2 separate regions of the Mus musculus genome follow, and region 1 is linked to region 2. A link is a loop called in an ENCODE intact Hi-C map of the cell type or tissue named here. Cell type or tissue: heart. All regions are shown on one strand.

What was found. A loop is a pair of places that touch in the nucleus more often than their neighbours do. Peaks named below come from ENCODE experiments on the same cell type or tissue, not always from the same donor. Only the 100,000 strongest peaks of a DNase experiment are listed, where the experiment ranks them.
Region 1: it touches region 2 in a loop (2.0-fold over the local background); 3 of 42 quality-filtered maps call a loop at or near these places.

The regions. Positions count from the first base shown.
Region 1 is chr6:97,932,571-97,940,570 of GRCm38, forward strand. The region is part of intron 1 of Mitf (melanogenesis associated transcription factor); the gene reads left to right. Among named protein-coding and RNA genes, the nearest start is that of Mitf, 130 kb to the left of the region's middle. In heart, no CTCF peak of the experiment used is centred here; no DNase peak of the experiment used is centred here; H3K27ac peaks cover 220 bases.
Region 2 is chr6:97,982,664-97,990,663 of GRCm38, forward strand. The region is part of intron 2 of Mitf (melanogenesis associated transcription factor); the gene reads left to right. Among named protein-coding and RNA genes, the nearest start is that of Mitf, 180 kb to the left of the region's middle. In heart, no CTCF peak of the experiment used is centred here; no DNase peak of the experiment used is centred here.

The sequences.
Region 1 (8,000 bases), 50 kb before region 2:
TTCTGTAAAGGAAAGAAATATTGGTGATTCATAGGACTCAAAGTTCTTGGTCACTAGATGACTCAAGCATGTCTATCCTTTGACCGAAGCGCTCCTAAAACTCAGGTTCTGGTATCGATGATTCCATGAAGTGGAGTGTTTGCTAGAAGAGAGATACCAAATTTACTCATTGAACAAACACTTGTCTGTGTGCCGGAAAGTATACAGTATGAAAAAACAAAACAAAACATGTGATCATCTCTGCTGTCAATGGAACCAACTTCCGCAGGGCTAAAGGGTCAAACATTACTAGACTTTTAAGTCCTGCTCATCCTTATGGCCCACAGTGACTCCCAGAACTCCAGCCAGTACAGCCACATGACAGGAGACACCACGGCAGATGCTTCAAGGACAAGTGTCTATTCAGTTCCTGGAGCCACCACCTGACATTGCTTCTTAAGCATCGTTGACCAGCTTTAGGCATGTAGCCATCATAGTTCATGAAAAGCTGGGCAAGACCGGTAGCAGTGTGACTAGCTAAAGCCAGTAGAAGGAAGGACAGGTTGAAAATCTGCAGTGCTCTGAAATCCAAAGCTTTTTGAATACTATTATGTCATAAGGAAAAATTCACACTTGACCTCTTCAGACAAATTGCCATCAAAAATGGGCTTAGCTAAAACTATTATATAAGATGACCTCTAGTCGATATGTATAAGGGGTACATGAATGGATTTCATGTGTATAGTTGGTTCTGCCCTCAAGGTTTCTCATTATGTGCATGTAAATGTAAATTTTATAGAATTGGTTGACACCCATGTCCCCTTTAAGCACCTTAGATAAGGGACGCATAACCATCACATTATGGGCTAAATGCTGATTTCTCTTTTAGAGAGCTGCTAAGATTTCTTGTACACCAGACTGTACACTATTTGCATGTTCATTTGTTTGCCAATAAATATTGGCTAGATTTCATATATGAGAAAGAATAAGAATATTCTATTTATTTCCTGAGATTGCGTGATCTCGCACAGCGCATACAGATACATACACACACACACACACACACACACACACACAGACTTTTTAACTTCAGGTTTGTTTTGTTTTGTTTGTTGTTTGAGCTGAGTAATATTCCATATTTTTTCTAGTTCTAATCCTATCATGGAGTTTCTGATTTTGGTAGTGGACAAGTGCATAAAATATATTCTATACTGAAGCTGTAAAACTTAATGTGAAGCTTCACAGCTTCTGTTCTGAATGCCTATTCTAACTGGACAGATGATCAGTGACTTATTGTATAGATTTGAATCTAGTTAAGTTTTGGTATGCGATATTCTTATTTCCCAGTTGTGGAATTCTAAGACATATCAAAACAAGCTTGAGCTAGAGTAGAGATGGGTCGGCCTTTCTGAACCAATGTTTAGGGGTAGTCCAGAGTTACGCAGACTTCAGGGATGGCTTGATCCCTTTAGTGCTGTCTGGACACAGTGCTCTCCCTTTTGTTCTTTGGTTCCTGCAGCCCTTGCTACTGTTTTGTACTTCACATTCTTGTTTCTAGTCTGAGATAGATGCACGAAACTCAGTGTTCGCTTCCTGCTAGATTTCTGGTTGTCAAGGAGAGTTATCTTACCGCTACAGTTCTAGTCAGAAATGGAACCCACTGTACCACTGTAAGGTTCCTTTCTGACCCTGTTGATAGAGGACAGATAGGCTGATTAGCTAGGCCTGCCTTGTGCATTCGTGAGCTGAAAGTAAGAGATGTTGGCTTTGCAAGGTGAAATTGGTGGCACAGGATGCTAAGTGGGCCATACTTAACGGGTGGGCACAGTAAGCCTTGGTGGCTACTTGCATGGCTGCCTCTCTACTGCATCAGGTACACCCATTCACCAATTATTTTTTTAGTTTGTTTGTTTGTTTTGTTTTGTTTTGTTTTGAGACAGGGTTTCTCTGTATAGCCCTGGTTGTCCTGGAACTCACTCTGTAGACCAGACTGGCCTCGAACTCAGAAATCTGCCTGTCTCTGCCTCCCAAGTGCTGGGATTAAAGGCATGAGCCATCACCGCCCGGCCCATTCACCAGTTCTTATATGATAATGTGCCTATCTGGATTTCAATCTGGTGTTATAATCTTTGGGTCTTGGTGGATATATTCTAAGCATGCAGTGATTATTAACTATTATAACCTGAAGCTTTTAAATATTTGTTAAACTAGTACAATGTTGTCTAGACAAGAGACAACATGATTTATAACTGGGGAATTGTGTCAGTAGCTATAGAATAACTTTATGCCTTTAAAAAGTTCTTCTTTTTTGTTTTTGTTCTTTTCTTCAAGACAGGGTCTCTTTGTGTAGCCTTGGCTATTCTAGAACTCGCTCTGTAGGCCAGGTTGGCTTCAAATTCATGAAGGTCCTCCTATCTCTGCCTCATAAGAGCTGGGATTAAAGGTATGCACCATCACTGCCTAGCTAAAAAGTTCTTGCTTATAGCTAGGTGTGAATGAGAATCCATATGGGACAGAGTGAGCAAGAATTGATGAGTATGGAACTAAGATGACTTCAAGGTTAAGAGTGTTCTTACAGAAGACCCGAGTTTCTAGAATACAAGCCAGGTAGCTCACAATCATCTCTAACTCTGTCTGAAGATATCTAAAACCTTTGGCCTCCACTCAGTAGTGTCACATAGGAGTTTTATCTCATGAAGTAGGCCTTAAATCCAATTTTAAAAATGTCTGGCTACTCTGATAACATGGCACACTCTTGTTCCAGTGATCTGCTTTATAGACAGATCTCTGCTCTAGCTCACAGGGTTTGTAGCTGACTGAGAGTGATGGTTATTTATCTTCTCTGGTAACATATACAACACTGCCCTGGACCACTAATGCTACTCAGTAAGGGTAAGGCTTCCAGCTCATCACTAGCTCAACCTCTCCATACGTGATGACAGGAATATATGCTGCTTTGGCAATAGGGTCTTACTGTCAGGTTGTGAAGTGTAACTGATCAGATTGGCAATAGCCTATAGTGTTGGTTTGGGGAGGCATCTGTGGGACTCCTTTTGCCAATGACTCAAAAAGATGTAGCCCAGTCCTGGTACTGTCAAGTAAAATGAAATTATACAATTCACACATAAGTGGATAGAGCAATGACCCTTAGTGAGGTTACGCAGCAAACATTGTATGTTTCCTCTTACTTCTAGATGTTAGCATTTAAGCTTTAAATTGTGTATCATTCATAGCATCCGCAGAGATTAGGTAGATAGTAAGATATCAGGGGTGGGGAATCTTCCAAAGAAGGAGAAATAGAATATAGTTTTATGAAGGGATAAAGAATAAATTTGAATAGAAGATTAAGTGGGAAGTGCTTGGGAGGGCAGGTTAGGGTGTGTGGTGTCTTGTTAACAAGAGACTGGCAGTTCCACTTGAAAGACATAGGAATGAGAAACACTTGTGAAGCAGTGAAGATCCCAATCTCAACCCAGTCTGGTGTTGAAGTGCCTGGGACAGCGTCATCTCTGTGTTAATTGTAAAGGTCTCTAAGTATCGTTTTTATCCCTCTTCATCAGTTTAAAGTAAATCTTGTCAGCATAGCCATACTTTGTCAATTACATGACTATGCCACTGTAATAATATACTAAATGAGCTAAGTTATACAAATAGAAAGTGAAAATGAGATCAATGTATATAATGGAATATTCTACTTGTTTTCCCTGTGCCCAAGGGCATCACACTATGTGTACTCTTTTGAGAATGTGATGTACTGTCAGCTGAATTATGGTTCTGTTGACTTTCAATCTAGTTGTTTTTGAGCTTACTGTTGCCTGATATCTGGTGGTCCAACTTAGAGAATATAGAGAGTATTGAATGCTGTCTCTACTCTCTACCTACCAACTGGGCTTTTGGTATTGGTTAAATAAAAATGTCAAGTTTGAATTCCATATGGCTGAGGGTTCTTAATTTGTAAAGTTTCTTCCTTATGTGCAAATGAAAAGCATAAATCTCCAAAGCCAGTTTGGACTCCAGATTGTCCCAAACGTCTAATAGTACCATGCCATTAGAAAAATTTCAATTATTGACTAAAAATTGTTTAAAAGGAAGAAGAAAATCCTCAGTATTTGACACCAAATTATGATCACTGGCATGTTCCATTTCATGGTTTTACTCCTAGAGATTGACTTATCTGGTCTTACAATGAGGTCCTGGCATCATAGTCAGGTAAGGGATTGGCAGGTGATGCTGGCCAGATTCTGGGGACCTGATAGAGTTACTGAGATATATATATATATATATATATGTTTTTCAAGATAGGGTTTCTCTGTGAAGCTATAGCTGTCCTAGAACTCACTCTGAAGACCAGGCTGGCCTTGAACTCAGAAATTCGCCTGTCTCTGCCTCCCAAGTGCTGGGATTAAAGATGTGCGCCACCACTGCCCTGCAAGTTACTGATATTTTTAACCTGTCAGTAAAGCTAAAGGAATAAACTATTTGGACTTAGGAATATGCCTTGTAAGACAGAACCCTGTCCAGTAGCCCTTTACCATCATAGAGGAGGCTTTGAAAGCTAAAAATATAAATTCATCAAAAGGGGTGGGAACTGAGACCACACGGAGGGTCCACCCCTTGCCAGTATACTGTATTCCAACTGCTGCATTGAACAATTTAACATTTACTCACTCTGTCCCCACAGTGTCTAGGGGTAGTTTTGGGGAACACTCTGGGAGGCTGAATGGCTCATTAAAGCTCACATTCCTCAACAGTGGCTGAAGGAGAACTCGAGTCCACTCTGTGGCCCTCCTTGACTAGTATGGAGCAAGCCCCACACTCAGGGAACGAGTTCAGCTCCAGGGTCAGGGAGGTGTCAGCATACTTGTGGCCATGCCTGTGGGTTTATCTTTCTGAGGGAGAGGGGTGCACCTTTCCATGTAGCACTCGATCAGAAGCTAGCGGTCCAGATAATTGACATCATGAGGCATCTGGGAAGAATTAATCTGGCCAGGGCTTTCACCATGGGGTTGGGAGCTAGGTGTCCCAGCACCTAGCAACAGCTATTTGTTGAATCAATGAACTTCACATAATCAGGTTAAAAGGAATCATACTCACGGAATTAGGATTAACTAGCTAGAGCTCAGGTTCATGGGTCCAAGGATGAGCTTAGTCAGCAATTAAAATCAGACACACTGGACATCTCCATGTGTGTCACTAGTGGCGTGGTCAGTAAGTCCTCGTTTTTAAAAGCAGTCATTCTGGCCCCTTGGAATATCCCTTACATGAACTTGCATTCTTTACTAACTCTTACCCAGTCTTTCACAAACTGGCACTTTTGTCTTTGTCTATGAGGAGATAATTACAGATTCAGTTACTTCTAAGAGAAGTGGACACTCAAAAGATGGTGAGCCAGGCTAAGAATCTGGTAGTCATGTCTCACAATGTGGAAATAGCCGAGAGAGAGAGAGAGAGAGAGAGAGAGAGAGAGAGAGAGAGAGAGAGAGAGAGAGAGAGAGAGAGAGAATGCGCGCGTGTGTGTGCACACAGAGTTCTGTTGCGCTATCCCCTTTAGAAACCTTTATTCAGCTGTCAATTAGCTGAGCTTTGTTCTGTTTATATACATATGAAATATGCTTGCTATTGTTTCTTTCATGTGGTTTCCCTGTGTTTGTTCCGTTCTATTGTATAGGTCAGTATTATTTTTTTCCTGATAAGACTATTATAGAAGATACTTTAAATGATGTTGTTATTGTGGTTGAAGCATGAAGCCTTAGTGAGCTTGCTAACTAGTCATTTTAATTTGTCTCCAGGATGCTTTACTATTAATTGAAAGGATTTTCCCCCTGGTATTGCAGCCAGTGACGCGTCTTGTGCAGTTAATTAGCACGATTATGCCACAGCTCCTTTTGCTCCTGCACAAAGGTTTGCTCTTGTTTTTATCAAAAGGATCATTCTCTCCGAGAATGTTGGGACCTGACAGGCTCTGAATAGTAAGACCACTTATTTATTTTTAAATAGCCACCCCCAATCTTTCTCGGTTTAGGAAAGTACATTTGAGCTTTGAAGAGCTACTCTAAAATGGGAAATACATTTTCTTTAGATGCTCATTTTAGCAGATTCTGTGCTAGTGAGTGGTTTTAGGCTAACAGAGCAATGGCTAGGGAACATTTTGATTGTGTGAATGAGTCTACAATGTTAAGATAATAAGCAAAGTATATACGCTGCTTGGTCAGTGTTCCCTGTATGTCTGTAGGGAATGCCGGGGAAAACAGAAGAAATGGGAGGATGTTTTAGGTTTGGGGGCTACTGAAGTCACTCAGGGGTGCCGTGGTCTCTTCCTATAGTTAAAGTAGTGTCTGAGAGCTCTAGTCTCCTTTCTAATAGCCTCGTGGTGAGGTTGATCACCTGTCATTTTCTTTAGTTAGTGTCTATTGTATATATTGCCACTGGAAAAAATACTTTGGCGTTATTATAGCTTAAAGGAGAAAAGCTGAAAGAAAATTGATTTTCCTAAGTTCATCCCCACTCGGGCAAGTGTGTTTGCCCCATACATCATTCCCTGCTAGGTGCTTTGTGGATTTCCACATACATGCTGAGCTTATAAGCCCCAATCAGCCTGTAAATCCACTTTGGAATCTGACTTTATGATTCATACTTACTGCGCGTGTATGCTACTTTGTTGTTCATTTCGCATTTTCAAGGAAATAATGTAATGTGTTAATGAGTTCATATTTTATTAATTAACCATAGTTATTATTATTTTAAAAAAAATAGGTGATTTAGGATATTTTTAAATCTGTAAAAGCCTTTGTCTATGTGAATTTTTCCACTTTTGATTTCCTTGGACAACTACATGTCAAGGAAGCTTCTGAAACAAAATAAATAACTTATTTTTAACCTTTCAATATAATTTTATTAGAGCATAATAATAATAATAATGAATTTTAATTATGCATTTCTTGTCAAGAATGTGTTTTTAAAAATTGGACACTACGTAGATATTTCCACCTTGATTAAAACATTATTTTATTGTATAGTTTTATTCATATCAATAGTCTTATTTTATGGGGTTTTAGTAGATACATGGTATTAAATTTTGTGATTTATTATAATTTACTGAGCCAGTTTTCTATATGGAAAATAAATAAACTTCTAGGATCTCTTGGGGGATGACACGAGAGTGTGACTCAGACCTTTATCTTGTAGCACATCCGGTCATTTGTGAAGTGTTTTGTCCTTAGGCTATGCACAGAGATGGCCAGGGGCCTTAGGACTTCTGTCTTTGGTAGGAAGGTAAACACGGTACTGGGGTTTGCAGTTAAGAGGAAGGATAAGTTCTGATGCCTCCCCTGGAGTCTGATAGATGCAAATGTTCTTTTTTTCTGTTCCCAGAAGCTAATATCTTTTATCATAAGCTTGCACAAAAATCTGATAATTATAATTAAGTTTGCTTCTCATACTAGATGGCAATAAAAGCAAGCATAAACATCTATTGGGGTGATGCTCACTGTACACGGGGGTTATAAGCACTGCTTTATTTAAACTTCATAGCATCAGTCCTTAGGAGGGATGAGTGGTGCAGCAGATATTTAAAGAACATGCCGCCACTTTTATAAGTGGATAAAATGCTGTATACATCTCTTCCAGGTATGAAGACCCAGGCAGAAAGAGGTTTATTATTTGTTCATAGCACAGAGTTGGCAGGATAAGCAACCTAAAGCCACACCTAGGGAAAACAGGAAGTCTTTTATTCTTACCTACTGACTGCCATGTAAGCCTGTTAGATAATGGCGAACAGAGTGTGTCCCTGGCTTTTAGAAGTAGACCTGATGGGGAATAGACAGAACCCCGATGCCATGGGCATGCTCAGATGAGTCGAAAGGAAAAACACACAAAGAGAACCAGGAGGAAGACTTGGGCTGTCACTTCAGCTTCTCTTCTGTCCCCTTGTTTTTGGACAAGGGGAGGATGCCGTGTCCACATCTGGTCCATATGCTTCTTTCGTTAATGATTTGGGTCATCTCTTGTCTTCCAAACCTTTC
Region 2 (8,000 bases):
TTAAGGCCAGCCTGGTCTACAGAGTGAGTTCTAGGACAGCCAGGACTATACAGAGAAACCCTGTCTTGAAAAAAACAAAAACAAAAACAAAAACAAAAACACCCCAAAAAACCAAAAAACCAAAACACCTTCCCCACCTCCTTCCATAGGTCTATACAATATGGACCTTGAGGACTACGTAGTGCCCACCTCTGTGCCCTGGTTCTTTATGGGGACAGCTGTATTCCTTCCCTGGGAGGCTTCTGACAATTCCTGGAGACATCACTGGTTATGCCAGTTGGGTTGGGGTTAGGGGATGAGTCTCCTGGCATGTAACATGGAGATGCCAGAGATGCCGCTAAATGCCTAACAATATACAGAGAAGCCTCCACAGAGAAGAGTCTGACCCATTACAGCAGTATCCAAGTTCATGCCTCAACTAGGCACTGCCTCATTATTAATCTAACCCATGTCTCTTGTTAGATAGCTATGAGCAAACAACTGTTTTGTTTTCAGAAATTAATCATTATCAAGTATTTTCCAGAGGACAATATGATAATTGTGACAGCTTCTGGGGGGGGGTACTAGGTACATTACTTAACTCTGTTGTCACAAATAGTGATAGATGTTATGTTAATGAGTAGATGGTACTTAATAGGGTGGCTACACACTATAGTTCATGTATATGGGTGTGTGTATGTGTGTATGTGTGTGTGTGTGTGTGTGTGTGTGTGTGTGTGTGTGTGTGTGAGTGTGAGTGATACAGTTTTTGCTCTAATGGGAGTATTAAAATTACTGTTCTTTGAGCAAAGTAATGGCTGGGTAGACAAATGTATGTGTGTTAGCCACATTTATCATCTTTGTGACAAAATCTAAATCAACTTAAGAGGAAAAAGTTTGATTTGGGTGCACATTTCTTGGAGAGAGGGATACATGGCAGCCCGGATAGCTTCTTGCAGAACAGCCTTGTTATATCATGGCCTACCACAGAGTCTACTGTTGCAGTAAGGCTGGACTCTAACCATCAAGGCCCGTGCTGCACTGACCCACTTCCTTCAGCTGCCCTGGCCCTCGAAGTTCCACAACCTCCCACCATGGCATCATCATTTGGGGACTGAGTTTTCAAATCCATGAGACTGTGGGGACATTTCCCATGTAATTCTGTGCTTTAGTGTCCGTTTATCTTCCTTTCCGTTGGGAAGTTCCACCCATTTGGTTGGTCAGATGAGATTGGTAATTTGATGTGCATTGAATATGTACTGTACAAGGTCAAAGCCAGAAGCAAGGAGGAGAGCCAAGAGATACCTTCTGTCATCTGGAGACAGATGGAGGTGGTAGTCCCACTAGAGGGTAAAACTTGGTTAAATTCTGAGTATATCCTCAAGATGGTCAATGACTGCTGATGGGCTGTACAGATGATACTTGGGAAAGAAAGATGTCAAAGGTCATCAAGTTGGTTGGACTATGCAGACCTCTGACCTATAAAAAACAGCAGTGTCCATAAAACCTTAATGGTACATGCCTGTCTATAACTCCAACTGCTCAGAAAGCTGAGGCAGGAGGATTAACAGGCTATGGGGAGTAAGTTCCAAGCCAGCCTAAGTAGCTTACTGAGATTTTTTTTAAAAACAAAACCAGAAAAAGGGGCTCTGGTATTACTCAATAATGTTTCTCTAGCATGAGTAAGGGCCTAGGTTCAGCCCTAGTATAAAACATACCACCCCCACCCCCAACCCCACAACCCCTGACCCCTACCACCACCACCACTACCAGTAGCAGCAGCAGCAGCAGCAGCAGGTTTCATGTGTTTCAGCCTTCCCACTATTGAAATAGGGCAGCTGACTTGAAGGGCATGTTAATTGTGAGCTGTTTGCTGTGTAGACAGCGGTATAGACAGGTAGAGATGAGTCTAGAATTCAGAGAAGTCTATGACAGGCCCTTTCTAGTCACAAGACTGGCTTGCTTCACCAGAGCTGAGAGTGTAGAGAGTTGAAATCAAGCTTGAGCCTTCATGGATAAGATGGGAAGAAGGAGGAACTAACAAAACAGGCTCAGAAGTCACGATGGAAGAGAGAAGGCACATGGATTGTGACCAAGTGGGTACCGCATAAAGTATGCGGACTTCTTGCTGTGGCTGCATCACGTGAGGCATGTTTGCGCCTGAGGATTCTGTCCTTGCCTGGGTGGCTCCTCCTGCTGATAGGCCAATCGTTACCAACTTCAGACCTCCACTTAAACACCACAGCTTCTCTGTGTCCTTTTCTTAAACTTCTGAAAGTTCCGTTTCCTGCTTCTTAGCTGGGGCAAAAGCAAGTTATTTGTTAAATGAATAGAGAATATAAAACTTTCTGACAGAAGCAGGTGTTCAGATGAAAACCTTGAAGTTTATGAAGAGGATATATTGTTTTCCTCACATGAACTGCATGTGCATCTGTTGGAACAATACAATCTGTTGTACTGTTAGTAATACAGATGTTTAGACATATTCTGCCCAACACCCGTGGATGCACACTCTGCATTTAAGAGCATCCCTCAATGGTTTGCTCATGTGCAGCCTAGTGCATCTGCATATTTAGTAATCCAGGAGTGACAGGGGGACAAATGAATATCTCTTGATGGCAACAACTGAAACCAAGGTGCTAAAACTGCCAAAATCAGATCTCTTTAGTTGTTTGGATATTCATTCAGAAGTTGTTTTTATGTTAACAGCAGCAAAAGACTCAACCCGGTGTTGCTGAGGAGTTTCCCTGACAGTCATCTCTTTAGGGGAGACCGGGATCTTGGCTTTATCCCCGAAAATGAATTTCAGAATGAGTTACTATGAAGCAAAGTTGGGGTTTGCAAAGAGGTAGCATATGCTGTAGATTTTAATGCACATGTGTGGGGTTCTAGTGTGTCTTAATAGTTATTTATATGGTTTTTTCTTAGCTGTCAAAATTACATTGTTCAAAGGGTATAATTTTCAAACAGAGTCAATGACTATGCAGACTTTTTAAATTGAAGTTTAAAACATGAGCCCTGTTACGTGTTTCTCTTAAAGTATCTCTCCTTCCACGTGCTGTATGAACTATAAAGCTTTAGGGATGAGAGAGCAGCGCTGATACAGACAAACTCAGAAGTCACGTATGGCTTTGTCCTCAGGCGTGGCTCTTAGCTGTTCTCTCCTGCTGGAGAGCTCTCTCAGACGAGGAGCGTTGTCTCCGCAGGCAGGCTTCTCAGCAGCTCTGATGTTATCAGTCCGACTGAAGCTCTTTCTCCCTGTTTATCTTCTTAATTCTTAAGAGTTTCATACAGAGAAACCCTGTCTCAAAAAACAAAAGCAAACAAACAAAGAAGTTTCATACAATGTATGAACAATGTTTCATATCCCCAACTCCTCTCAGGCATACCTCCACCTTCCCTAATACCCAACTTTATGCCCATTTTTATTTTCTTATTAAGCTCATTAAGTCGAATTTGTGGTGCCCTTACTCATGGATATGTAGCCTTCCAGAGCTTAACTTCTTAATTCAGCTAGTGAGAAACACGAGCCGAATGCACCCCAGACTGGAAGACTTCTTTCTCTTTGTACACCCCTTTATCTTTATAGACTTTCTGTCTGTTTCAGTCAGTTACAAGACAGGAGCATACGTAGAAACTTTGAAGGCTATTTTATAGCATTACTCAAGTGGCTTCATTTGGAAATATGATTTGATTTGACCCACTCTAAGACTGATTATAAAATGTACTGTTGGGCACACGACAGACATTTGTGAATTGAATGCACACAAGTTCTGTTCTCTATATTTTCTAAAATCTCTTGGTATTTAATAATATGTTCATATGAAACAACTGAAGCACTGAATAAATATAGTAAAATTTTAATATAATAATACTGTAAAAATTGTAATCTTTACTTTCAGTTTATATGTAACAGTGTTTTTACCAGTGTGCATCATATGCATACAGTGCTTGGGACGGCCAGAAGAGGGCGTTGACCCCTGGGACTGGAGGTACAAAAAGTTGTGGATTCTCAGAATTGAACCCAGGTCCTCTGAAAGAACAGCTAGTACTCTTAACTGCCGAACTATCTCTCCAGTCCCCCAAACACATTTTTGTGAGGTCTCTAAATATCATGTATCCTAAAACCAAAGCATACATCCCTCTTACTTCATAAACAGGCACATTTTAAAATAGTTTATTATCTAAGGAAAACAAACTTACTAGGAATTTTTCATAGAGCTGGTCTGGATTCTTTAGTATAACATTAGGAACAAAACGTTCTTCATTCTTTGTATATTTACTGGTACCACACTGCTCTGCCTCCAGAAGCGTAGAGAGTAGCAGAAAAGGAGGCCATGTGTAACTACCCAGACCAGTGAATCAGCATGCAAGTCCATGTCTGTATAAACACGTGAAGAAGGCTTGTGTTCATATTGCTTGACTGAAAGCAGTTGGTCTTTCCTTCTTTATTCATATATTTTATATATGTATATATAATTCAAATTGAAATGTGTCTCTCCAGTAGGCCACTCTGGCGAGAGAGTGAAACCAGGTCCCAGCTTGTAACCCTGGCAAGTGTTTGAGTTTCTGATCCTTTATACGGGTAATTAAGTATCCCCTGTATTCTTTCACGGGCACTTATCCAGTTAAGACAATATTTAGAACACATTAACAAACTGAATACACACACATACACACACATACACAACTTGAGTAATATAAGAGTGCTAACTAGCTTCCTTGGTCTTACCATTTTTCAGAGATTACTATTGCATATTGATTTCTCTATAAATTGTCATTTAAAAGGCAATAGGAGAAGAGTGTTACATGACATTAGTGAACAGCGGCTGATTTAGCTTCCTAAAATTTATTGGACCATTTATTTAAATGTGTATATTGCACACACATATACTATATTTGTGTGTATATTCTTTTCCTTTATAAAGTTCCTCCTTTTCCTTCCTTACAGTCTTGCTAAAATGTCTATGCAATCAGAAATCTTTATTCTAGTACCTTCTATAAAAGTATAAATAGTTCAGATATTGGCACCCTGTGGGTTCCTCAGACCCATTCTTCCCTTGTATTGTGGTTAATACTCAGCTCTGCAGGGTCAGCAGGAAACGAACTGTGGACACTATGCAAACTAGCGTCAGGAGTGTGTTCTAGTAAAACTTTACTTGAATTTCATACTAGCATCAGCTGTCATGAAACACTATCATTCCTCTTTTGTTTTCTCAATACTTCAAAATACAAAATCCATCTTCAATGGGAAGGTTTGGGGGCAAACCCCTATCATGGAGAAAGGCCCCGGGCTTGGTCAACTTGGTCCTTGGTAGTCTTTCTTTATTCAAGTACTCTTTATTTTTGTTTGCAGCCAGCTTCCACTCTTCTCCTTTATACCAGGATTTGTCTCCATGTTCCCTTGTTTTTTCTTTCTTTCTTTTTTGTCAAGGATACTTTGGTATGGATCATGTAGAAAACAAGGTTATCTATAGCAGACCTAGAGCTCTGGGCTCATGGTTTCTCTTGTAACATCAGGAATGTGCCTAGAAAAGATGTTCAGATTCCGGGATGCCTCTCTCTCAGGCTTTCCCCAGGTCACTTGAGAAAGCTAACTTTCACCTTTACAATTGCACATTGTCCACCCCTGGAAACTTCCGTGTAAAAAGCAGTGTGCACAGAATGATCTTAGAGTGTGTAATGAAGAATTCTCTCCCAAAACACAAGTTAACAAAACCTTAATGTTTGTTGTTGCCTTTTTGAACAACAACAACAAGTCAATTATAAACTGACAGGCTTGTGGGAATTCTTCGTGGTTTTGTTCAAATTCACAGTAGCAAATGGTGGGGGGTAGAAGAGGAGCCATGTCTGTTCAAATGAGCTGTATGTACAGTAGTGAGCCTGGGAGTCAGAGAGCATGATGGTATCTGTGGCCACCATCTTACACTGACTGGAGATGGGCCACAGAGGGAACTAGGCTGTCAGTGTCACCAGGGAGTGGCAGAGCTGCCCTGTGGTAGTCAGGAAGGCATCTAGTCCATCTCTGCAATCAGTTTGTGATCGTAATAAAGAAGGCAGGAGCATGGGAGAGGAACCAGAACAAGTGCGCGTGAGACCCCCATGGACTTTGATGTGGACGGCTAATGTGAGATACAAACGATGTCAGTAAATACAGTACCGTGGTAAATGTGTAGAATATTGTCGCCTTGTCTTGTGATTTGGACTGCAAATGCTCACACACACTCAATTTTTGGACAACCTTTTATTTATCTGGGCTTTTCCTTTAGAGCCCTATAAGGGTGGGTGTGGGAGTGAGAACAGAGTAGCATCTTTCTCCAGCATCTTCAGGATGAGAAGAGCAGGCCATTCAGGGTTAGACCTGTTCACAGTGGCATGCAATCCAGCCATGATGGTGCTACCATGCTCTACATCAGTGGTTCAGAGTGTGGTCACAAGACTCAAGGACCCTCAAAGTATATACAAGTTGAACTAACTCTATACTAATACTAAGATACTCTCTCTCCCCACCCCCCTCACACATACACACACACACACACACACACACACAGACGCGTTCGACATCTTAGAAAGTCATCATTGCTATGTTAGCATGCATTCTTCTCTTTTCTAAGCGTCCCATTATCATGCTATGCTGGTGAATATTGATAGAATTCACCCGAACAGCAATTTGGAAGAACTTAAAAGGCTCCTATGACAAAACTTTGTGGCCTGCCCTTTCTGATATTTGATGGGCCTCATCTGACACTGAAAACAGGCTGTCTCACTCTCTGATCATCCACATTGGTGCATGAGGACTCAAGGCCTGGAGAAGTAGTGACTTAGTCATTTTTACTGTCTGAGTCTGAACATGGGTGTTGAGTCCTTAGCTCCTTTTCTGACCGTATGATCCGACACCCAACGATCCGGGAACTGGAAACAGTGAGCTCTGAGCACTGTCTTCCCAGAAACAGCAACTCCTCTCAGCCCAGCCCAACTTTCAGGAGTGTCAGTAAGATCGTGTCCACAGACACTGAGGCAGAAAGCATACGCTGGCGCTTTGCTTCCTGATTCCACTTCCAGTGTGTCTGCCTTGTCTTATACTACGTGAAAAACCGAACATTGGATTTTTTTTTTTAATTAAAAGATTTCACTTAAAAATTGCACATTGTCAGCTACTTTTGAAAATCTGGGCAACTAAGCTGTATATACACTGGTGTGCCCATAGAGCGAGCAAGTCAGCCGCAGTCTGAATTCGATGCTCAGCTGCAGTCTGAATTCGATGCTCCTTTTAGGAGAAATGAGTGGCCTCCAGTGGCCTCAGTTCTCCCCTCTCCTTATCACCTCATTCACTGCTATGCCCCTCAGTCATGTTACCTGTGTATGGTTAATGCTCTGTCCCCAGTGTAGCATTTTCAGGCTCTCTCCCCATCTCCCTCAGCCTCTCCTGTATGTGCATAAGGAGGCCAGAGGTCAACCTCAGGGTCTTCCTCAGTTCCTGTCCACTGTTTTTGTTTGGGACAGTCACTCTCACTGAAGCAGGCCCTCCCTGATATCAATGGTGTGGCTGGCCCATGAGTCCAGCACCTGTCTGCCTCCATGACCAGTGCTGTTGGGATTACAAGTGGTGGCCTGCTTTTGACGATGTGTCTCCTGGAGATGGGACCCTGCTCCTCGGGCTTGTGAGAGACGCATTACTCAACTGAGTACCCCCCCCCCCCCCCCAGGCCAGAAATGTTGCAAAGAAAATTTCCCTCTACTTCCAAACTTGAGTGTAGTAAAGACCTCCGTGTCAGAGCTGGGGAGAGAGCGAGTCCCTTCCTTACTGAAGCATGGCATCCTGATTCATTAAAAAAGGGGGGCTCTGCCAGTGAATTAGTGTTTATTTTTAAACATGCAGCCGTGTCTCTTTTAAGGGGAGTAGTGAAATAAGCACATTCTGCTCCTGCCCTCATTTCGTGTTTATTTTGGTCCTGTCTATTGTCCCATCATTATCGCGTCTGGACCCTTTTACAAAACTGAAAATGCCTGCGAACCTCACC